2 separate regions of the Homo sapiens genome follow, and region 2 is linked to region 1. The links are chromatin loops, found by intact Hi-C in ENCODE. Cell type or tissue: gastrocnemius medialis. All regions are shown on one strand. Links, peaks and the distances in the headings refer to the core of each region. The heading gives the core; the rest is flanking DNA.

Region 1 (11,709 bases), core at 1,991-9,990:
AGTCTCAGCCTCCTGGGCTCAAGCAGTCCTCTGATCCTCCCACCTCAGCCTCCTGCGTAGCTGGCATACACCCAACCCTGGCTGAGTCTTAAAAAGTTTTTGTAGAGATGGGGTCTTGCCATGTTGCCCAGACTGGCCGGGAACTCCTAGGCCCAAAGCGATCCTCCCACCTCAGGCTCCCAAAGCATTGACATTGCAGGCATGAGCTACCACGCCCAACTGAATATTAAAAACATCACTACACATCAGTAAACATCACTAAATTTAAAATAGGAAAGTTGAAATATTAGTGAGGGAGATGGCCTCCCAAAGTGCTGAGATTACAGGTGTGAGCCACCGTGCCTGGCTGAATATTATTTAAAACATCACTAAACATCACTAAATTTAAAATACGAAAGTTGAAATATTAGTGGAGGGAGGCTATTACACATGAAACATCTCAGAATATATTGCTAGTTTTCTAGACCACTTTGGTTTTTTCTCTGTTTCTGTTGAAATGAACACTCTCAGAAAGTCTCTGATTTCATTTTCTATACGTATACCCTTTAAGACTCAGTATTAGAAAAGAAAAGGGCCAGGGGGAATAACCAGTCTATTATCCTAGTGTAATAGATGAGGAAACAGATTTTGTGAGAGAATAAAAGTTATCTAAAGTCACACAGCTAGTAAATGTCAAAGCCAAAACTGAAATGAGGTCTCTGGATTTCTACTTCAATACTTTCCCTGTTATTCCAAGCTGTTTGGGAATATAGGGGGAAAGAAATCTAAATTTAGTGGCAAAGAAATCTCATGAAAACCTTTTTAAAAAGTTTCTCTCTTTACCTGACATGGTCAGAGAAGAAGAAACATCAACTGCAGATAGAAGGGAAGAAGAGACGATACTAGCGGATGTCTGGGTGGCTGAAGCCAACCAGTGCATGTGTCCAGTATGAAGGCCACTGGTCACTGGTTACTGGTCACTGGCCCCTTGTGATGATACAAATTTACAGGCCACGCCCAGGAAACCCCAAGATGCTACCAGGTGGTGGTCGGTTTGGTGGGAGAATGATGTCACAAAGCAGGCAGTTTAAAGGTCTGCGATAGCCAATAGGGAGGTCAGATTCCCCACAAGACAGGATTGGCTGGCAGAGGTGGTAGGAAAGGTGTAACAGCACTAAGTGGCTGAGCTCTGGGGAGGTGAAATCTGCAAGACAGACATGATAGTCCCACTTTCCCCCAGGCTCTCATGTTAGGGAGATCATCTCAATGTTTCTCATAAATGTTCACTAATATAATTAACTAACATTTATATTTTATATGTTACATTTCATAATATGTAATAGTATGCATTTATAATTATATAGTACATACACAATATCCTTGGGGAGAAAGGAAAGGGATGTTTAAGTTGAGCAATTACAGTTGTTCTAAAACTATTTCAGTGAATCTGATTAATGAATTTACTGCTGCTTTTTAATTTTATTGTATTTTTTGTGAGATGGAGTCTGGCTCTGTCGCCCAGGCTGGAGTGCAGTGGCGTGACCTCGGCTCACTGCAAGCTCCACCTCCCAGGTTCATGCCATTCTCCTGACTCAGCCTCCTGAGTCCTGCCACTTCGCCTGGCTAATTTTTTGTATTTTTGGTAGAGACGGGGTTTCACCCTGTTAGCCAGGATGATCTCGATCACCTGACCTCGTGATCGGTCTTCCCCTGCCTCCCAAAGTGCTGGGATTACAGGCGGGAGCCACGGCGCCCGGCCCTGCTGCCGCTTTTAAGGGCCAAAGAAGGGATTAAAGAGCCTTCTTTTGTAACTTGGTTGAACGGCAAAGTTCGTTGACTGCCCATTGTAGGAAAGGATGTGGTCCAAGGCTCTTCTCTTTTAGTTTCTTCTCCTTGAATCCTACCTTCTTTGGGCTGGGCCAGGTTGGACTTGGATCTCTCTTCTGCTCTCCTTTTTTTAACCCCTTGATTTTAGGCATCGTTTCTGGGCCAAGCCTTGATCTTGCATTTTTACATTTGTGGATATTCCTTCTTGTCAACTTCCAGAGCAGGAGTCTTCTTTTCAGTGTCCGGATGTTTGGAATACGGACTCTGCTTATGAGAAGCAAACACCAGAGAGGTAGAAGACAAGGCTGACTGCAGACCTTCCCTCTTCTAGCCTTTGGTCACATTTCTTTTGCCCATGGTTTGCTACCTCTGGCTCCTTGGGCCACACAGACACCCTGCCATCCTGCTCTTTTATACGTGAGAAGCATTCAGGATACTTTCTTTCTTCTCACATAAGGGGATCCAGTATGGCAGTTACTTTTAGCCTCCTCTCTCTTGCAAACAGCCACTATAGAATCTTGGGCCTTTGGGATATCCTGTCAGCCATGCTTGGGTGCAAGGGCTAGGCAAAATGAAGAATTTAAGCATTTAGTGGAGAATAGGAAACAGGCAAGTTGAGGGTACAGGGAAAAAGAGATTTGTGTGGATTTTTTGGTTTATGTGACAAACAATTCGACACACTTATTTTGTATTAATAGAACATAGAATTTAATATTTTTTATGTAGCTAGTCCAGAACTTCCATTACTTCTGTACACTGAAGAAAATAATCATAATATTCTTTTTCCATTATGTTTTATGTCATATTACCTCATTTATGTTATTCATTAGTATGTCTGGTTACTTTCTAGGAACCCTATTCCGCCTAGGTCTGGATTTTCTTGTGTCAACTATAACTGAGTTTGTTCTCACCCCAATGTTGTGTCTTTTAGCAAATTGAAAGTGTAAGCCCAATACAGCTTTTCTAGCTTCTGAAAGATTTATGTCACGTTTTGTATCTTGTCATGTCTATAGACATTTGTAACATTTGTAGTTTTGGGCTACTATACACCTATTGGAATTTTTCATGCATTTCAGAAAAACATTGTATTATTTATTTATTTATTTCGTGATACAGAGTCTCGCTCTGTTGCCCAGGCTGGAGTGCAATGGCACAATCTTGGCTCACTGCAACCTCCGCCTCCCATGTTCAAGCCATTCTCCTGCCTCAGCCTCCCAAGTACCCTGGACTACAGGTATGAGCCACCACGCCCAGCTAATTTCTGTATTTTTAGTAGAGATAGGATTTTACCATGTTGGCCAGGTTGATCTCTAACTCCTGACCTCAAGTGACCTGCCCGCCTCGGCCTCCCAAAGTGCTGGAATTACAGGCATGAGCCACCATGCCCGGCCACAATATTTTACAATTTAATGTCAAATTTGAATGTGGGCTGGGCGCAGGGGCTCACGCCTGTCATCCCAGCACTTTGGGAGGCCGAAGAGAGCAGATGACTTGAGGTCAGGAGTTCAAGACCAGCCTGGCCAACTTGGTGAAACCTTGTCTTTACTAAAAATACAAAAATTAGCCGGGCATGGTGGCACACGCCTGTAGTCGCAGCTACTCAAGAGGCTGAGGCAGGAGAATTGCTTGAACCCAGGAGGCAGAGGTTGCAGTGAGCTGAGATCGCGCCACTGCACTCTAGCCTGGGTGACAGAGAGAGACTCCATCTCAACAACAACAACAACAAATAATTAAATGTTCCTAATTGTAGGTTTGTTATGTTCTGCTATCCTGTCTTTTTCTTTTTCCAATGAACAATTTATGAATATTGACACATTTTTAATGATGTGGAAATTTTCAGAATTGTAAATGTTTATGTATTTAAAACTGGTTGGAAAAGTACTGTCTCAAAAATGTTAATAAAGCTAGCAGTCTAGCTTTATTAATATTCATTTATTCAATAGCTCTGACCTTTCTTATCCTTGGTTTACCCAGCTCTGAAATGGTTGCAAAGATTACTAAAAATATATGTAAGTTACTTTCATAAATTAGAAACTAAGAAGTAAAAATTACTTTCAAAAATCTGCCATTGGCCAGGTGCGGTGGCTCAAGCCTGTAATCCCAGCACTTTCGGAGGTCGAGGAGTGCTGATCATGAGGTCAAGACATCGAGACCATCCTGGCCAACATGGAGAAACCCTGTCTCTACTAAAATACAAAAAATTGGCTGGGAGTCGTGGCATGCACCTGTAGTCCCAGCTACTCAGGAGGTTGAGGCAGGGAGAATTGCTTGAACCCGGGAGGCGGAGGTTGCAGTGAGCTGAGATGGCACCACTGCACTCCAGCCTGGTGGCAGAGTGAGACTGGGTCTCAAAAAAAAAAAAAAAAAGTCTGCAATCATAATTACTTACAGTTTAATCTGGAATTTAGTACTCTATTCTATTTTCAAAGCTGCTATAGGGTATGCTGTCCTTTGTAGTTCCACTTTTAGCAGAATTGAACGTTTTTCTAACGGGTACAGATCTTTATGCTTGAGACTGTGTGGAAACCTTGGACTTGAGCTCCACTCTCAGTTATTTTTTGTATTTGCTAAAACTTAAATACATTCTGTCCACCTCTAGCATGATACCTGGTATGTGATAGGAACCCAATAAAAGTTTGGCTTTGATGGGAGTGTATGTTTCTACATTATTTTTGGAGGGTAATTAGGTAGTATCTTTCCAAATTTTAAGTTTGTATGTGTTTCATTCCAGACATTCTACTTCTAGGAATTTAGATATAGTTGTATATATGTATAAGGATGTTCACATTGCAGCATTGTCTGTAACAAGATTTGAAAAGAACCTGAAAACAACTAAAGGTCCATTAATATTGAACTGGCTAAATACGTTATGGTACTTTTAATTATGTTACTCATAAGCAAGTAAATTGCCTATAGCCATTAAAAATAGAATCTATGTATGCATAAATTGACTGGGATAATCAGTGTTTAAGGTATACTGTAGAATATGTACAGTTACTCCTTTTGTATAAAAATAGAGGATATACATATATGTGAAAGTAAATATGTATACAAAATATGCAAAATGTGAATGTAAGCGCTGGTAAATATCTAGAAGAACACACAAGGAACCGGGGCGTGGGGCGGATCGGGCAGAGGGACTTCCCTGTGCCTCACTGTTTGAATTCTGAAGGGTGCATACACGCCCTTATTGACCTGTGCTACTGGCCTCTGGCTAAAGAGGGCGCTGTAGCCACCAAAGTCCTGTTTACAGATCAGGAGTCTCAGTAAGCCAGCGTGGCTACGCCATCACGACCGGCGGTGGCACATGCGCAATAGCGAGACGCTGGAGCGCGGCGTAGGTGGCTGCCGAGTCTTTTCCTGTTTAGGGTCTTATCCTGGCATTGAGGGCGCCGGACTGGCGCTTTTGGCCGACTTGGCATTGGGTGGGCGGCTTCTTGGGACCCACATGAGCCAGTGGCATCATCCCCGCAGTGGCTGGGGCCGGAGACGCGACTTTTCAGGACGCTCCTCAGCCAAGAAGAAGGGCGGAAACCACATCCCCGAAAGGTAGTATGTCTTGGTCCCTTGGCGTGGCCTTTCCAGCTCGTGGCTTCTGGGTCTGGGCTTCATCGTTTGTGGTCTCTGCCTCTCGCCGTTGCCATCGCAAGCTTGACTTGTCCGCCGCTTGCTTTGAGGCTTTGACCCTCTGCGCCACCCGCTGTAGCTGAAAGGGGCGATGTCTGTGATGTCCTGTGATTTCTCCATATTCTTGTAAAAGGGAGGTTCTGGCCATTGCTCTTAGGTAAAATACGGAAGGATTGCTTTAAGGTGGGACTGTTACTGTTGGGGACACTCCTTAATTCCCAAAATGGAACCTCCTCAATTCCTTGTTACGTTGGCACGGAAAGTGTAATGGTTTGAGTTAGGAACCCAGCAGTAGTAGCGCCCTGAGATCTCACATGGAAAGTTGGTTTGTATTGTTTCCAGAAATCACAAAGAGCATACTTTGTTACTTCCTAACAGGCCTCATTTGAAAGATAACTCCTTTATACGTACAAATGATTAATTTTGAGACTTTGCACGTAGGTGCATTGAACTGTTTTTACTCCTTGAGACCATCCTCCACCATCTCATACCTCAATAAATCCTCTTCATTTTATCTACTATCTTTTGACTGTCACTTTCTGTCAGTACCCTAATACAGGTCTTGCCTGACTTATTGCAGTGGGGTTCTAATTAGTGAATCTCCTGTTTGTTTTCTTCCAATCCGTTTTTTTGTTTTTGTTTTTGGGATGGATTTTTGCTCTTCTCCGCCAGGCTGGAGTGCAATGGTCCAATCTCGGCTCACTGCAACCTCCGCCTCCCGGATTCAAGCGATTCTCCTCCCTCAGCCGCCCAAGTTGCTGGGATTACAGGCGCCCGCCACCACACCCGGCTAATTTTTTTTGTATTTTTAGTAGAGATGGGGTTTCACCATGTGGGTCAGGCTGGTCTCGAACTCCTGACCTCAGGTGATCCACCTGCCTCAGCCTCCCAAATTGCCGGGATTAACAGACGTGAGCCACCGCGCCCGGCCAGTTCCTAGCATTATTAAGTGAAGTTCACAGTCCCTCTTCTAGCAGGTTTTCTCTTAAAATATGAACTTGAAGTTTCCTACTAATTGAACTTTATGGCATCAGTCGTATGAAAACTAAAAGCGTGAAGTGAAATAATTGAATTTAAATTATTTCAGTGAATATGTTTGTATTAATGGCACTTTAGTATCTGGTACTGGGCCAAGTTTAACAGGGATACAGAAGTTCTGGGTATCTCCGGTTTTATATAGGCCTTATTTGAGTTGTACTGTTGTGTTGGCTTGTGTTCGTTTTTATGATGGGGAAACAGGAGAGAAGGACGGTATAGGTCGTTACTTGGTGGGGTTTAATAAGTGGAGTGGCGAAATGCAAAGCAGAGAGGAGAGAGGACATGTTGTGCGGGCTATGATTCCCATTTTCAAAAAGTCTTATTTTGTGCAAGGAAACAAGGCTAACATACAATTTGGCTAACAAAAAATATATCTAATAGGTGGAAAGACTATCTCCCAGTTGGACAGCGGATGCCTGGGACTCGTTTCATTGCTTTCAAAGTTCCTTTGCAAAAGGTAAGCAAAAGTTAATTCAGTATTCTTTCAGGCATCTGAGTTCACCATGCAGAACACTGCTCTCCACTCTATCACATTCCATTTTCTCTTTTTATAGCAAATACTTTGTAATGACCCCTTTACTATCCTGAAATGAAGTTCATAGGTACATACAACCTACTTCATATTTTAAACAAAAATACCAATTAACACCCTAACTATAATATAAAAAATAAAATAAAAGTAATTTATAATAAAATAATATTTATTTCAATATATAAATGTTTGGACATGACTACATTAAAAGACATAGAGTAATAGTTGCCTGCGCCATGAATTCAAGAATTACAAATGTAGACTGATCTAGGTGGGTTGTATTGCTTTAGTGGTAGGAGTTTCTGTAATAGATTTCCAAATATAACAAAGTATAATCTTCATTTGGTTGATAAGGTGATTATTATCCTGGAAAATTCAATATATATTAGTATTGTACAAAAAATACTTTGTGTTTATTTGTGAAATGGAGTTAGGTTCTGAGGCCAAGCTAAATATGAACAGCTTTTTATCTATATTAATCTTGAATAGGACATCCAAAAGCCATTCAGGATGTGGGACACATTTGTAGGACTGTCCTGAATTTGGCAAGTTGTTTAGAATTTGTAACCCTTACCCACTGAATGCCAGTGGGACTCCTTTCCTTCCATGGTCACAATCAGAAATATCCCCCGGATCATCAAGGTCAGGATTTCAGTGGGGAAAATCTGAAGATTGTATTTTTGTTTAAACTAGGAAAGGAATAGGAGGGATAGGAGGGGAAAGCTTTTGACAGCCATAAAAAAGATGAGAAGGTGAAGACAAATAATTGTTTTCTAGATTCCATGTCTTTCTTATTAGACTTCCCCAGCATAGCTCAGATTAGTATCAGGAGAAGCCTACTTGAAACGTTTTGGGAATTTACTTAATTTGTGACTTATAGATCAGATTTCCTTTTTCAACTGCTGTGTCAGCTTCTCTGCATGTCTGGGCTTAAAAATGAGTCATTTCAGGCCAGGCCTGTTGGATCATGTTTGTAATCCAGTACTTTGGGAGGCAAGGTGGGTGTATCGCTTGAGTCCAGGAGTTTTAGACCAGCCTGGGCAACACTGAAACCGTGTCTCTACAAAAAATACAAAAATTAACCAGGCGCGGTGGCGTGTGCTTGTAGTCTCAGCTGCTCAGGAGGCTGAAGTGGGAGGATCGATTGAACCCAGGAGGTCAAGGCTGCAGTGAGCCATGATCATGCCACTGTACTCCAGCCTGGGCAACAGAGCAAGACCCTGTCTCCAAAAAGAAGGTGTTGGAGACACAGGGAATTTTTAGGGAAGTGAAACTATTCTGTGTGATACTCTAAGGGTGGATACATGTTATATATTGATCAAAACCTATAAAAGGGCTTCACGTATATTAACACATTTCACAACAATCCTGTGCTGATGAAGTAGCAGTAGTACTAATATCTCTTACTGAGTGCTTATTCTGCACTAAGCTCAGAGAATAGATGGTTACATCTAATAAATAATTTTGTAGATAATCAAACAGGCTCAGAAAAGGAAGAATCAAAACTTGAACTTAGTTCTTTCTCTCATTTTTTTTGTGGCAAAATATATATAACATAATATGTACATACAATGCATAACATAGAATGAATCACGCATACCTAACCTCTAGACTTTGGTGATAACGATGTGTCAGAGTTGGTTCTTCATTTGTAACAAATGGACCACACTGGTATGGAATGTGGATAGTGGGGGAGTCTGGGTGGGTTGGGGAAGGCAAAGTACATGTGGGAACTATCTGTCCTTTTGGCTCAGTTTTGCTGTGAACCTAAAACTGCTCTGAAAACTAGTCTATTTTTTTTTTTTTTTTTTTGAGATGGTGTCTCGCTTGTCGCCCAGGCTGGAGTGCAGTGGTGTGATCTTGGTTCACTGCAAGCTCTGCCTCCTGGGTTCACGCCATTCTCCTGCCTCTGCCTCCTGAGTAGCTGGAACTACCGGCGCCTGCCACCACGCCTGGCTAATTTTTTTGTGTTTTTAGTAGAGATGGGGTTTCACCGTGTTAGCCAGGATGGTCTCGATCTCCTGACCTCGTGATCCTCCTGCCTCGGCCTCCCAAAGTGCTGGGATTACAGGCTTGAGCCACCGCACCCAGCCAAACTAGTCTATTTTTTAAAAAGTACATTGCTGGCACCTGAGTAGCCAGACAGATTGAAGGAACAGAGCATAAAGTTCAAAAATAAGCCACATACATAAAAGAATATTCAGCAATGAAAGCCATCCTTCATATATGTAGACATGTGAGAAATATTTATTTGTGAGGCCGAGACAGGAGGGTTGCTTGAGCTCAGGAGTTTGAGATCAGCCTGGGCTACATGGCAAGACGGCAAGACCCTATCTCTTTTTTTTTTTTTTTTTTTTTTTTAAATTTTTTTTTTGAGATGGAGTCACTCTGTCACCCAGGCTGGAGTGCAGTGGTGTGATCTCGGCTCACTGCAAGCTCTGCCTCCCGGGTTCACGCCATTCTCCTGCCTCAGCCTCCCGGTAGCTGGGACTACAGGCGCCTGCCACCACCCCTGGCTAATTTTTTGTATTTTTAGTAGAGACGGGGTTTCACAGTGTTAGCCAGGATGGTCTCGATCTCCTGACCTTGTGATCCTCCCGCCTTGGCCTCCCAAAGTGCTGGGATTACAGGTGTGAACCACTGCGCCCAGCTGACCCTATCTCTTTAAAAAAAAAAAAAAAAGGCCAGGTGTGGTGGTTCATGCCTGTAGTCCCAGCTACTTGTGAGGTTGAGGTGGGAGTATTGCTTGAGCCCAGGAGGTGGAGGCTGCAGTGAGCCATGTTTGTGTCACTGCACTCCAGCCTGGATGACGGATGACAGAGCAACACCCTGTTTCAAAAAAAAAAAAAAAAAAAGAAAAGAAATATTTATAAGCACTAAATATGATAAGCACTCCACCTGGAGCTGGAGATACAGTGGTGAATAAAATCTGGGAGATTACAGTCTGATTAGGAGACCAACATGAAACAAATACAGAAATACATATATAGAAGTGGGCTTATTTTTTTCTTTCTGACCACTCTGGAAGAAAGGATTGTTGTAATATACCTTCTATGTTCCAGGAGAATGGAAACTTTCCTTTGAATCTCGTTGTATGTTAGCATCACAGGACTTGAATAAATGCCTAATGTAGTACAGGATTTTAAGCACATATTTGCTCTTATTTCATTCTCTGTGACAGAGTTTTGAAAAGAAACTTGCTCCAGAAGAATGCTTTTCCCCTTTGGATCTTTTTAACAAAATCCGAGAACAAAATGAAGAACTTGGACTGATTATTGATTTAACATATACTCAACGCTATTATAAACCAGAGGTAAGTGGAACCCTTCAATGAAAAGAACTTTCTTCCTTCTGATCCTAAAATAATTTATAGTAATTCAGTAATCATCTTGTGCTAATGTGAAGCTTGGCCTTCTTTGATGGGTAGTAAGTTTAAAAGAGAACCAAGTGATTTCTCTAATTACATGTTTTTAATTGCTGTCTTAAATGGAATATTATTCAGCCATAAAAAAGAATAGATTTAATACGTGCTACAATATGGATGAACCTTAAAAACATGCTTAGTGAAATAAACCAGACACAGAAGGACAAATATATGATTCCACTTGTATGAAGTACCTAGAATAGACAAATTCACAGAGACAGAAAGCAGACTAAAGGATCTATGAGGTGGGGAGAAAAGGGAATTATGGTTTAGTGGTCAGAGTCTTTTTGTCGGGGATGATGAAAAAGTTTTGGGTATAGACAGTGGTGATGGTTACACAATACTGTGAATGTAATGCCACTGAACTATACACTTGTGGATGGTTAAAATGATTTTGACTTAGCCTCTTCTGTCTTTTATCTGTATCTACTTTTCTCCCACCCCAAGAATATCGGTTCTCAATAGTGCCTGGAATTCCCTCTATCTCACAATTCAAATCCAAGTTCTTCTGACTCTATTCTCTACTCTTCTACTTAAATCATAGCTGCTTTATGAAGGCACTGGCCCTTGAATTATAAAATATTAAATGGAACTGTTTATATAATTTATAGTTAAATATGCATTCATTCACATGGAATTTGCTTTCAGTTTTGTATACCTAGTGACTATCTATTATGTAGTTTTATTGAAAATCAAGTGATACTTCCTGGTTGAAGCAGTGTTGGAAAAAATGGCTCTTTTATCAGAATTGTGTATACTGATATTGGCATATTAAGTTTGTTATAATCTCTTGGCTTATATTCTGGGTCCCCTAATTACTCTTTAATTATTTCTCTACAAGTGAAATAATACACATCTTTTATGGTTTTGCTTTATAGGATTTGCCAGAAACTGTTCCTTACTTAAAAATTTTTACAGTTGGACATCAAGTGCCTGATGATGAGACTATTTTTAAATTCAAACACGCTGTTAATGGGTTTTTGAAAGAAAATAAAGATAATGGTGAGTTTTTGTTCTTACCTGAACTGTGGTGTGCATTATGAATGGGGTTGGGGATTTTTGGTATTTTTTTATAGTTCCAACCTCAGACCTGTTGTATTTAATGATGCTAAGGTGATGAAAATGTCAGATGGTGCTAATAGGGTAAGATGTTTTTCCTTTTGTTGATCACAAATAATTTAACTTTGGAATGTTAAATTAGTTTTAGTGCAAAATATGAACTGAACTGGCTCATCTTTCTTTTTTAATTTGAATGAGAAATATATAAAATTAAAATGTTATT
Region 2 (11,709 bases), core at 1,819-9,818, 150 kb after region 1:
TACCTCTTGTTTTTTTTTTTTTTTTTTTTTCTTGAGACAGGGTCTTGCTCTGTCACCCAGGCTGGAGTGCAGTGGGGTGATCTCAGCTCACTGCAACCTGTGACTCCTGGGTTCAAGCAATTCTCCTGCCTCAGCCTCCCAAGTAGCTGGGACTACAGGCACGTGCCACCATGCCTGGCTAATTTTTTGTACTTAGTAGAGACAGGGTTTCACCATGGTGGGCAGGCTGGTCTCGAACTCCTGACCTCAGGCGATCCACCTGCCTTGGCCTCCCAAAGTGCTGGGATTACAGGCATGAGCCATTGCACCAGGCCACATCTACCTTTTGGAGAGTAGTGTCTACCTGTCTGAAACACTGGGATGTTTGATTGGCTATAAAATCCAAGACCCCACATATGGATTAGCTTTGGATTCCATACAACTAGTATCCCACTACCACCAAGAGTGAGCCCCCAGGAACCCCACTGGAATCTTTCCTCAGTGGAAACTAGCTTATCTTTGTCTATTTCAAAGCTAGTGCTAATTTCAGTTATTGACTATTTTGGCCTCCAATCATAAGAGCTGTTAGGAGAATTTTTAGGTGAAACTATTTGAAAGGCAGGAGTGAGCCAGACCAAATAGCAAGATCTGAGCCAACGAAGAGGCAGAATGAAATATGCAGATTATCCACAGACCCAAAATAGGTCCTTGGGAGTTGAAAAACAGGGCTACCTAGTTGCATTTGAGCAGGGTTCAGTTAGATTTGTTCATTAATAAATCTGCATAGCTGCTGAACAAAATCCATTGAGAAATTGACCTTTTTGTGCCCCTCTTATAGCATGTTGTAAGGGTATATAAAACATTTGGTAAAAAGAGACCCTGTTGAATTTAATCTGGTGACATTATACAAGCAATTACTTGTACTCACATAGGTAAATCCCAAATCTTGAGTACATGATGCCTGAAAGCACAATATATCTTTTGCAGTCATCACTTGGATTGGTTTTCTATACTTTGGTAATGATCAGGTTATTAATTGAAACAGTTAAGGCAGGGTGTGGTGGCTCACGCCTGTAATCCCAGAACTTTGGGAAACCAAGGCTGGCAGATCACTTGAGGCCAGGAGGTTCAAGACAAGCCTGGCCAGCATAGCAAAACCCTGTCTCTACAAAAAATTCAAAAATCAGCTGGATGCGGTGGTGCACGCCTGTAGTCCCAGCTACTTGGGTGGCTGAGGCAGGAGAATCCCTTGAACCTGGGAGGTGGAGGCTGCAGTGAGCCAAGATCAGGCCACTGCACTCCAACCTTGGCAACAGAGTGAGACTGTCTCAAAAAAAGAAAAAAAAAAAAAAAGGAAAAGTTAAAGTGTTCTTTTTAGTGAGTGCAGGAAAGCAAGTAGCAGTGGTGTTCAGAATATCAAGGATAGCTTTCCATCCTTCCCTTGGAATTTTGGGGTGACTCTCATTGGGAACATGGAGAGGCACTGGCATTAGTGGAATTGTTTCCTTATATTTTTTTGGCAATAAACAACAAACCCAATAATCCACAAACTCTGGTTCTGTGCTACAGCAGATGCTCAAGCTAAAGGCATCCACTGGTTATGGTCCCATGGATTTTTCTGTAGGGAAAAAGAAAGAATTAGGGCAACAGGAAATGAGGAGAAAAGAAAAAAATGTAAGGCTTTCATGATGATACAGAAGTCTTCATCTGTGATCTTGGGAAAGCTGTCCACAACTAGAATGTCATCTGCTCTGGAGATTTTTCCTTAGACAGCTTTACCTTAAAGTCTCTAGCAGATGTACAGTTCCAGGAGTCTGAAGAGGTCCTTTTGAGTTGTGAGGTGTGGACCCAAGTTTCAAGGCCCTGAAGCTTCACTGCAGTGTAGGTGTTGAGAAGAACTCGGCACAGTCCCTTCCAAAGAGTTGTCAAGAGCAGCCTTCCTCTGATGTCATTTCCAGAAGACAGAATCTCCAGGTTCTAGACTGTGGAAGGTTTGATTATCCTCAATTGGTGGATCTTGAAAAGCTTCCTTTATCTGGTGAAAGCACACTTGGTATAATGGCCTTGCAGTACTTACTTATATCAGAATTTCAGAGAGAGAAAGATGCAAGAGGTTTTACTACTGGGGCATAGGCCTTCTAGTGACTATTTCATAAGGGGTCCACTTCTGTTTTTTAGTGAGTGGATCTGACTGCCATTAAATCCAATGATAGTACCTTTGGCCAAGGCAACCCAACTGATTCAGTTAACTTTGCCAATTTCAGTTTTAATATGTCATTTGTTTTTTCAACCTTTTCAGAAGACTGAGTGTGCTAGGGATAATGGTAGTACCATTGTGTCCATAAAACCTTGTTTAACTGCTTTATAACTTGCCTAATAAAATGAATTCCCCCATTGCTGGGGATTTTTCCAGGGATGCTCCATAAAGAAAACACATTTTCTAATATTTTCTTAGCTACTGTCACAGCATCAGCTTTCCTACACAGGAAGGCCTCTAACCAACCAGAAAACATGGAAACTATTACAAGAACATACTGAGACCCACATTGAAGGTGGCAACTGAATGAAGTCCATGTATAATTGTTCAAATGGTCCATTAGGTGTTGAAAATACAATACACCACCTGAATCTTTCGTTTTTCCAGGACTATGGGTTTGACTAGCCAACATTGGTTATAAAATATTCTAGCAGGCTGGGTGCAGTGGCTCATACCTGTAATCCCAGCACTTTGGGAGGCCGAGGCAGGTGGATCATGAGGTCAGGAGATCGAGACCATCCTGGCTAACATGGTGAAACCCCATATCTACTAAAAATAAAAAAAATTAGCCAGGCGTGGTGGCATATACCTGTAGTCCCAGCTACTCGGGAGACTGAGGCAGGAGAATCACTTGAACCAGGAAGGTGGAGGGTGCAGTGAGCCACGATCGCACGACTGCACTCCACCCTGGGTGACAGAGTGAGACCCCATCTCAAAAAAAAAAAAATATTCTAGCAATTTTGGAACAGTCATCCCACAAGTATTTTTTCACAACTTGGATGAATTTTTCTGTTCCATGATGAGTTGTGGAGTTCAAAGCTTTTGACAATGGAAGCTTCAAAGACTCGGGAAAGACCAGGCAGCCATCTAGGCCCTCTGCAAGTTTGCACTTAACATTGAATTTATATCCTTTTAGATACCAGTTTTGTTTTTCCAAATGAGGTGCATTGCATTCTTTATTAAATAGGTCATTGTAAGGTAGTTGGCTTGGATTAATCTTACGAAGTTCGTTCATGTTGCATATCTGAACAGTTTCAGTACTAGCTGATTTAGCATAAATATCTGCTAAGCATTCCCTTGATATTCAGGTTCAGTTCTGCAGGTATGAGCTTCGATCAATAACAGCAATCTAGTGGTTTATCTAATTGGAGTCCTTTTTTGATGGTGATCCCACTAGAAGTGAGAAACCCTTAGAGTTTCCCTATCATGCCAAAATCATGTACTACTCCTAAAGCGTATCTACTATCTGTCTAAACACTTACCGGTTTGTCTTTAGCTATATGACAAGCTCGGGTGAGGGCAAAAATCTTCGAGGGTTAAGCTGACTTATAGAGCTTAGACTAATAGAGCTGACTAATAGAGGAAGGATTCCCTTCTCTATTAACTCATTTTGGTAACAGCATATCCTAGCTGATATTTTCCTTCTGAGCTTTTGGCATAGGACCCATCAACAAAAGTATTAGCTCAGGATTGTCCAATGGACTAACTTGTAAATCAACATGAGGGGCCACTATTTCTGATGCTACACTTATGCAATTGTGGTCTTCACCATCATCAGGCAGCAGTAATACAGGGGCATGGTTAAGTAAATTGCAGTGTTTTAGATAGAGATTAGAGGGAGACAGAGCATTTCATAAGATGTTAGTCTACTTACTAAAAAATGCTGGGTTTGGGTGGAATTTAGCATGTGGGACTTCCATATTAAGTTCATTTCCTAAAACCACATCAGCTGAAGCTTCTTTCAGCCTGGTTGCTGCTGCTACTGCTTTTAAACAGTTAGGATATACCTTAGCTACTGGGTCTAATTGCAGGCTATAATATGCAATGGGCCTATGTTTCTCCCCATGTTCCTGGGTAAGAACTCCTAAATGCCTGATTATTACTTTCATAAGCCAATTAGGTAAACAGTTTAGTGCAATTTGGAAGTCCTAAAGCTGGAGGCTGTTATAAGGCCAATTTTATTTAGCTAAAAGCTTGCTCATGACTATCATCCCAAGGTAAAGGCTCTGGTACAGCATTTTTTAGTGAGCTCATACAACGGTGAGGCTATTAAGGAAAAATTCAGAACCCAGGAATTTTATATCCTGCAAGTGTAAGAATATATCCTGCAAGTCCAAGAAAATATCCTGCAAGTCCAAGAAAATATCCTGCAAGTCCAAGAAAATATCCTGCAAGTCCAAGAAAACCTCTTAATTATCTTTTGGTTGCAGGCCAAGGAAAATTTTGAAGAGTTTTTAACTTTTTAGGTGAGAGGGAAACACCATCAAATAATGTCCCAAATAATGGACTTTTTCCCCTTGAAAACTGAAGTTTTTCTACTGAAGCTTTGTGACCTTGATGTGTGAGTTGTGTAAAAGGTAAACTGAGTCCATTTCAGAGTACTCTTTAGTGGGAGAGCATACAGTAAGTCATCCACGTACTGAATGAGAGTAGAATTTTGAGGAAACTATAATGTCATTAAGTCCTGATGCAATGCCTGGGAAAACACAAAGAGGCTTCGGTAAACCCTTGCAGCATCACAATCTGGGGGTACTGTTGACTTTTCCAAGTGAAGGCAAATAAGCATAGACTCTCCTTATAAACTGGATTGTAAAAAAAGGCTGAGCAGAGAACTAATATTGTGAACCACTTAAGAATCAGCATGTATCTTGGATAATGAAGTATTAGGATTTGGAACTATAGGAAACCTTGCTACTACAATTTTGTTAACTGCCCATAAATCTTGAACAAATCTTCAACCTCATCCATTTGGTTTATTTTAACCAGTAGGATTGGAGGGTTATAAGGGCTGGTGCATAGAATTATAAGTCCCTGTCTAATGAAATCTTTTACAATTGGCAAGAGCCCTTGAATTGCTTCTAGTTTTAGTGGATATTGGGTACTTTAGGCAAAAGTTTAGAGTGGTCTATTTGGAGGTTAATAGGTGACACACTTTAAATTCTTCCTGTATCAGTTGAGGAAGAGGCCCATAAATATTTAGGTATTTTTGGAAGATCAGGCATTACAGGCCTGAGTTTCGATCCTATTAATATCTGCCTATAGAGAACATAACAATTCTGGTTCAGGAGAATCAGGAAACTGATTCTTATTCCAAGGAAAATTTTACACCCTCCCCACTTTTAAAAATTTTTTATTTTAAAAAATTTCAATAGTTTTGGGAGTACAGGTGGTTTTTGGTTACATGGACAAGTTCTTTACTGCTGATTTCTGAGATTTTAGTGTGCCCATTTCCCAAGCAGTTTACAATGTACCCAATAGGTAGTCTTCTATGCCCTTTCAGCTTTGAAAGTAAATCTCCCTCTAGCAAATTTACTGGAGCACTATCACATAGTACAACAGTGTGATTTTTTGAAAAATGCCCCAAAGTCAATTGGACGGGTTCAGATATGGGAAACTCTTGAATTTGATTTGAAACCCCAACCACAGAAATAGCCTTTTTAACTCTGAGGGATCTGTTGGCTTATGAAAGTGTGTTTTATGGTAGTGGCAGATAAGGTAGCTCTGGTATCCACCAAGACTATACATGAGTCCCCAGTTACTGTAACCTCTGTTTCTCCATATTCTTTTAAGGGTATTATGAGGAGCAATATACTGTGAAATCCCTCAGAGCCGCTTCAATGCTGATTATCTTCAGGAGAGCTAAGGTCTCTTGTGCTCCCTCTAGTGGTGAAACAGGCTGGCCTAAAGGGAGGGTCATTGGTGGGCTGATATAAAAGGGCACAATCCCTATTCCACTGTCCTGGTTGTTTGCAATAAGGCAGACATCTTAGGGTGAAGAATTTCTTGGTCTAATACCTCTTGGTTGTGATTTAAAATGAGAATGAGAAGATCCCTTTGGTCTTGGCCCCTGTAACTGTTGTAATTGAAGAGTCATAAGCTTGTTAGCCTTTTGGGTTTTTTCTTGCTCTACAGTCCTCTCAAAATGTTCAGCTAGAGCCACCAATTCAGTCATGGCTGTAACTTCCCATCCGAGTTTACGTTTTCTAATTAAATTTCTAAGTTCAGGATGAAGTCCATTTATAAATAGAGTAGTTAATACCATTTCAGTCCCTGCAGGAAATACTCCTTGTTAGTACTTTAAGCCCAGAATGTTTCACATTATTTCTAAGCAAGTTCTGTAATCTGACACTGGTTCATTCTTTTTTTTTTTTTTTGGTTTACAAGATTGTATGATGTACCAATCAACTTTTGTGGAAAAAATTTAGTATTTGAATTTAAAAGATTTTCAGCAATTTTTTTTCCTTTTTTTTTTTTTTTTTTTGAGACAGGGTCTTGCTCTGCTATCCAGGCTGGAGTGCAGTGGCACAGTCATGGCTCACAGTAGCCTCAAGCTCCCAGGCTCAGGTGATCCTCCCACTTCAGCCTCATAAGTAGCTGGGTCTACAGGCATGTGCCATCATGCCCAGCTAACTATCTGTATTTTTCGTATAGACAGGCTTTTGCCATGTTGCCCAGGCTGGGATTTTCAGCAATATTTCTAGCTCCTGTTGGGCCTTCTCATGAGGAGGCTTTGTGTGTGTGTGTGTGGGGGGGGGGGGTGCGGGGGGGGGGTGCGGGGGGGGGGGTTTTAATATCTTTCTCAGGTTTCTTCCATTCTGCTGCTGCCATCCATTTTTGAGCTTCACCAGGCCTCCATATCATATGAATAAATTGTCATATGAACCTTTGTCAGGGAGTCCTGGATCATAGTCTCCTATGAGGAGTCTAAACTCCTTAGTCAAGTTTTGAGGATTTTCTCTTAGATCAGGGAAGTCTTCTAAAATAGCTCTAAGCTCAGTTTTAGACCATGGAGTGAAAGTGGTTATAGCAGGCAGGCCTGGATAATCAGAAGGTCTTCCTTTGTGAGGCGTACATCTAATTCCTCCTTTTTCATCATCTTCAGAGTGAAAGGTTGATCTAGCAAAAAGGTTAGTAGACTCAGAGTACGTAGGTAGAGATGGATAAAGAGAAGAATCAGTTGGGGTTAGTTCAGTGAGAGTACAGTTCTCTTTCATCATGTCCTTAGCCTGTTGCTTAAACTGTTCATTTGCTTTTGCAAAGTATCTTTTAAGGAGGGAATTTTTCATTCGTTTAGTCTTTTAGAGGCTTCCATGTACCAATGAAAGACTATATCCCAATGTTTTTGTGGGGTTTTGATCCCCCTTTTTCTAATATGCCTTGCAAATAAACAATTTTATACAAATTAAAACTTCCCCATTGTGGCCATCTTTTCTCTAGTAAGGTTAATCTGTTTTTCTAAAGATGCACACATTCTGGGCCTAAAATTTTATATACAAAATTAGATGGAGTCCCAGAAGGTAGATTCCTAGAATCCTTGGATTGAGACAAACCCATTATCAAAAAAAAAAAAAAAAAAAAAGTGCCTAGTAGAGGTCTGAGGCTCTAACAGAACCCAATCCAGTTAATTGATTCAAATTTGATCCTGAACCCAGTCCACTTAAATATTGCTCAAATAAACTTGGAGAGCTCCAATTAGAACACAAATTAGTGGAACTCTGAATCCAAGAGAAAACCCATCTACAACCTCCAGTTACAATCAAAAGATCAGTGAGCACAACTGGCCTGGTCACCTGGTGTTCCTGTAGGTCACCAGAGTTTTACTTCAAACTGCACTTCCAACACCAGATCTGGTAAAAGAAAAACCTTAGACAAACTAAATTTAACAGAATTTAATTGAGGAGAAAAAAAAAAAGACAATTCACAAATCAGGCAGTCCCTAGAATCACAGCAGATTCAGAGCAACACCAGAGATGCTATGTGGTCGGAAAAAACCTTATGAATAGAAAAAGGAAAGTGACATGCAGAAAACCAAAGTGAGGTACAGAAATAGCCAAATTGGTTACAGCATGGTGTTTGCCTTATTTGAACATGGTTTGAACAATAGGCTGCCTGTGAGTACTGAAGTATGGCTGCTGAGATTGGCTGAGGCTCAGTTATTGCTACAGAAGCATCCTTCTAAGTTAGGTTTTCAGTCGTCCTACCTACAAAGTTAGGTTATGGTTCATCCTTAAGGACTCAAGTATGGGAGTGAGGAGGCTTTCTCAGGCCAGATTTTAGTTTGATTTAATAGTTCCAAATTTAAGTCAGTCCTTTGCTCCAATATCTGATCATAGGCTATTAGAAGCAGCCAGGCCATTTCTTGAATGCTTTGCTGCTTAGACATTTCTTCTACCAGATACCCTAAGTCATTACTCTTAAGTTCAGCCTTCCACAAAGCCCTAGGACATAGATACAATGCAGCCAAGTTCTTTGCTAGGGCATAACAAGGGTGATCTTTGCTCCAGTTCCCCATAACTTCCTCATTTCCATCTGAGACCTCATCAGGCTGGCCTTTACTGTACATATTTCTGTCCACATTTTGGTTACAACGACATTACAAATCTCTAAGAAGGTCCAAACCTTTTCTCATCTGTCTTCTGGGCCCTCCAGACTCTTTCCAACCGCTGCCTCATACCCAGTTCCAAAGCCACTTCCACATTTTCGGATATCTTTATAGCAACGCCCTACACCTCCGTACCAACTTTCTGTGATAGTCTATTTTGCATTGCTATAAAGAAATATCTGAGACTGGGTAATTTATAATGTAAAGAGGTTTATTTGACTCACAGTTTTTCAGGCTGTACAAGAATCACACTGCTGGCATGTGCCTCTGGTGAGGGTCTCAGGAAGCTTTTACTCATGGGGAAGGGTGAAGGGGGAGCAGTTGTGTCACATGGCAAGAGAGGGAACCAGAGAGATGCCACGCTTTTTTAAACAACCAGCTCTCACATGAACTAATAGAGCAATCAATCATAGGGAGGGCACCAAACCACTCAGGAGGGATCCAGTTCTTATGATCTAAACACCTCCTACTAGGTCCAACCTCTAACACTGGGGGTCACATTTCAACATGAGATTTGAAGACAAATATCCAGACTATATCCACCTTCTAGAGGGGACAGGGCTTCTGCTCCTGGAAATTCAGACCCAGGAATAGGACTTGGCATTCTTCTGCTCCATCTTATGCCCACTCCCCAGCCACACAGAGCTACTTCTACTTCTTCAATACCTGAAGCTCTCTTTCTGCTTGAGGCCTTTGGGCATGTTGTTCCTTTTGCCTGGAACATTCTTATCCCCACCCCATCCCCTTGTTAGTTCAGTGACTCCCTAGCTGCTGAGCCAGGAGGAAGCAGTTCATCCTGTTTTTTTTCTCCCCCCCCGGCAGTTATTGCAATTTAGTCCTTTGCTACTCAAAGTGTGATCCCCAGACCAGTGCAGCAGCCTTGCCTAGAAGTGTATTAAAACTAAGTGTGGGGTCGGCCAGGCGCGGTGGCTCACGCCTGTAATCCCACCACTTTGTGAGGCCGAGGCAGGCGGATCACCTGAGGTCCGGAGCTCGAGACCGGCCTGACCAACATGGAGAAACCCCATCTCTACTAAAAATACAAAATTAGCCAGGCGTGGTGGCGCATGCCTGTAATCCCAGCTACTCTGGAGGCTGAGGCAGGAGAATGGCTTGAATCCGGGAGGCGGAGGTTGCTGTGAGTCGAGATTGCACCTCTGCACTCCAGCCTGGGCGAGAGCGAAACTCCGTCTCAAAAAAAAAAAAAAGTGTGGGGTCTATGGCCATACCACCCTGAACACACCCAATCTTGTCTGATCTAGAAAAATAAGTGTGGGTACGACGTTTATTATGCCCACAAGATTAACATTAGCAAAACAGTATGAATCTTGCACAGCTTCTTCCTAAATGCAACACAGCAGCCACCCTCCCATGAGGCAGAGAAATTCAGGTGTGTCCTCTGCTGGTCGACGCTCCCATTGCCTGGGCATCGATGGGCAGTGCTGATTTGCTGATGGCCAGGGAGAGAAGAGGGACCAGCTGCCCTGACTGGTGCTCATCTTCCTTGGACCAAGTCTACACTCACTGCCAAGGGAGTTACAAGCACTTCTTTCCTGAAGGACTCAGATAGGAGGCCCAAAGCTGTAGGAGGGAATGCTTGTGTGTTTGTGAATTGGGGGAGGGTATTATTGGGGCAAGATAGTGGGCTCGTGGTAACAAGAAGTTAAACCGGAACTTCACACTGAGGCACTGGATATAATAGGTAAGAAATTCTGCTGTGAGATCTGACACCAAAATGAGGAAATGCCAAAGGAGGCTGTCAAGAACGGTTTGGGGTTGCCAGGGTTTGAGGGGAAGGGGATGTGAGGAGTGACGGTTCCATGACGACAGGTTTCCTTCCTGGGTAATGAAAATGTTTTGGGGCTTGATATGGGTGTTGCTTGCAAAACACTGTGAATGTACCAAATGGCAGGGAACTGTATACTTGAAAATGGCTAACTGTATGTTATGTAAATTTTGTCTCCATGTATTGGGAAAAAAGAAGAGTTTAGGTGGCTCTAAAACTCACAAGGAGTATAAGAAGGGTTAGAGAAGACACTGAGGGATTTTTTTATGGGGAGAGTTGCTGCTGTGCTGAATCTGCCCTCACCTAGCTCCGGCCAAGGGGCCGATGGGCGGTGCCACTGTGACCTCCAGACAGCTTCTTGGCCAAGGTGACTCCAAGTCCTTCTCTGCCAGGGAGCACCAGGACTGATGTTGACACTTGCCAGAGGAATCTGGAAGTCAAAGTCCACACCTATTGGCCTGGAACTCTGGCTGAGGTAGAATGTTGCTGCGGTGTGTGTGTGTGTGTGTGTGTGTGTGTGTGTGTGTGTGTGTGTGTGTGTCAGAGAGAGAGACAGAGAAGGCAGGGGGAGAGAAAGAGAGAGGAGATGGTGGGGGAGAGAGAGAGACAGAGAGAGAGAGGAAACAGAGAGTGGGGAAGAGGAGGGTAGAGAGATAGTGAAAGGAAAAGAAAGGAATGACAGAGAGGGAGAGGGAGTGATTGCTTTGCCTGAACTGGGGCTGTTTTCGGTGGCAGTGGATGAGGCCAGCCCTTGGGAATGTAAGGGCTTCCAGGGAACGGCAAATGCAGATTTGTGATTTGTACATGGAACTCTATGGGCAAGCATAGGGTAGGAGACTGATAGTTTTCCAGAAAGTAGGAAGGAGGGAGGGCATGTTCTAAGATAATTTTAGAGGTCAATGACTTGGACCCATTAGTGAGAAAATCTAGACTGTTAATTCCAAACTTCCTTTCAGCTCTCTTCAGCTAATAAGTAATTTGTTCAGTTTGAAGGATGGTATTTTATTCTGAACCTGGTAAAATTGTAATGACATTCAGATTTCCTTTTACATATTGCTTACTGGTTAAATTAGAATTTCTTTTTTTGCTTCATTTTTGTTTTACATGTGTGCACATGTGAAGATGTGCGTACATGCAGGGAAAGTCAGCCAGCCTGAGACAATCTCCCCTTCCTTTTTTTCCCCCTAGTTTTTATTATGGTAAAATATATATAACATACAACCATTTTAACGTGTACAGTTCAGTGGTACTAATTATGTTCACAATGGTGTGTAACTGTCACCACAATCTATTTCCAGAAGTTTT

The links. Hi-C counts contacts between places; a loop is a spot of excess contacts. Peaks named below come from ENCODE experiments on the same cell type or tissue, not always from the same donor. Only the 100,000 strongest peaks of a DNase experiment are listed, where the experiment ranks them.
Region 2: it touches region 1 in a loop (5-fold over the local background); 1 of 110 quality-filtered maps calls a loop at or near these places.

The regions. Positions count from the first base shown.
Region 1 is chr2:73,773,520-73,785,228 of GRCh38, reverse strand. It overlaps DUSP11 (dual specificity phosphatase 11), which reads left to right and starts at 5,126. Exons shown (of 9, transcript NM_003584.3): 1 at 5,126-5,355; 2 at 6,853-6,928; 3 at 10,185-10,316; 4 at 11,306-11,429. The coding sequence starts at 5,255. C2orf78 (chromosome 2 open reading frame 78) reads right to left here and starts at 1,046. Exons shown (of 3, transcript NM_001080474.3): 1 at 823-1,046. The coding sequence starts at 919. RefSeq lists enhancers at 5,155-5,224, 5,305-5,354, 5,485-5,634. In gastrocnemius medialis, for the core only: a CTCF peak has its summit at 5,028; DNase peaks (open chromatin) are centred at 5,058 and 5,413; H3K4me3 peaks cover 2,425 bases; H3K27ac peaks cover 1,335 bases.
Region 2 is chr2:73,625,059-73,636,767 of GRCh38, reverse strand. No RefSeq gene overlaps it. Among named protein-coding and RNA genes, the nearest start is that of NAT8, 12 kb to the left of the region's middle. In gastrocnemius medialis, for the core only: CTCF peaks have their summits at 5,725 and 5,932 (motif pointing left); no DNase peak of the experiment used is centred there.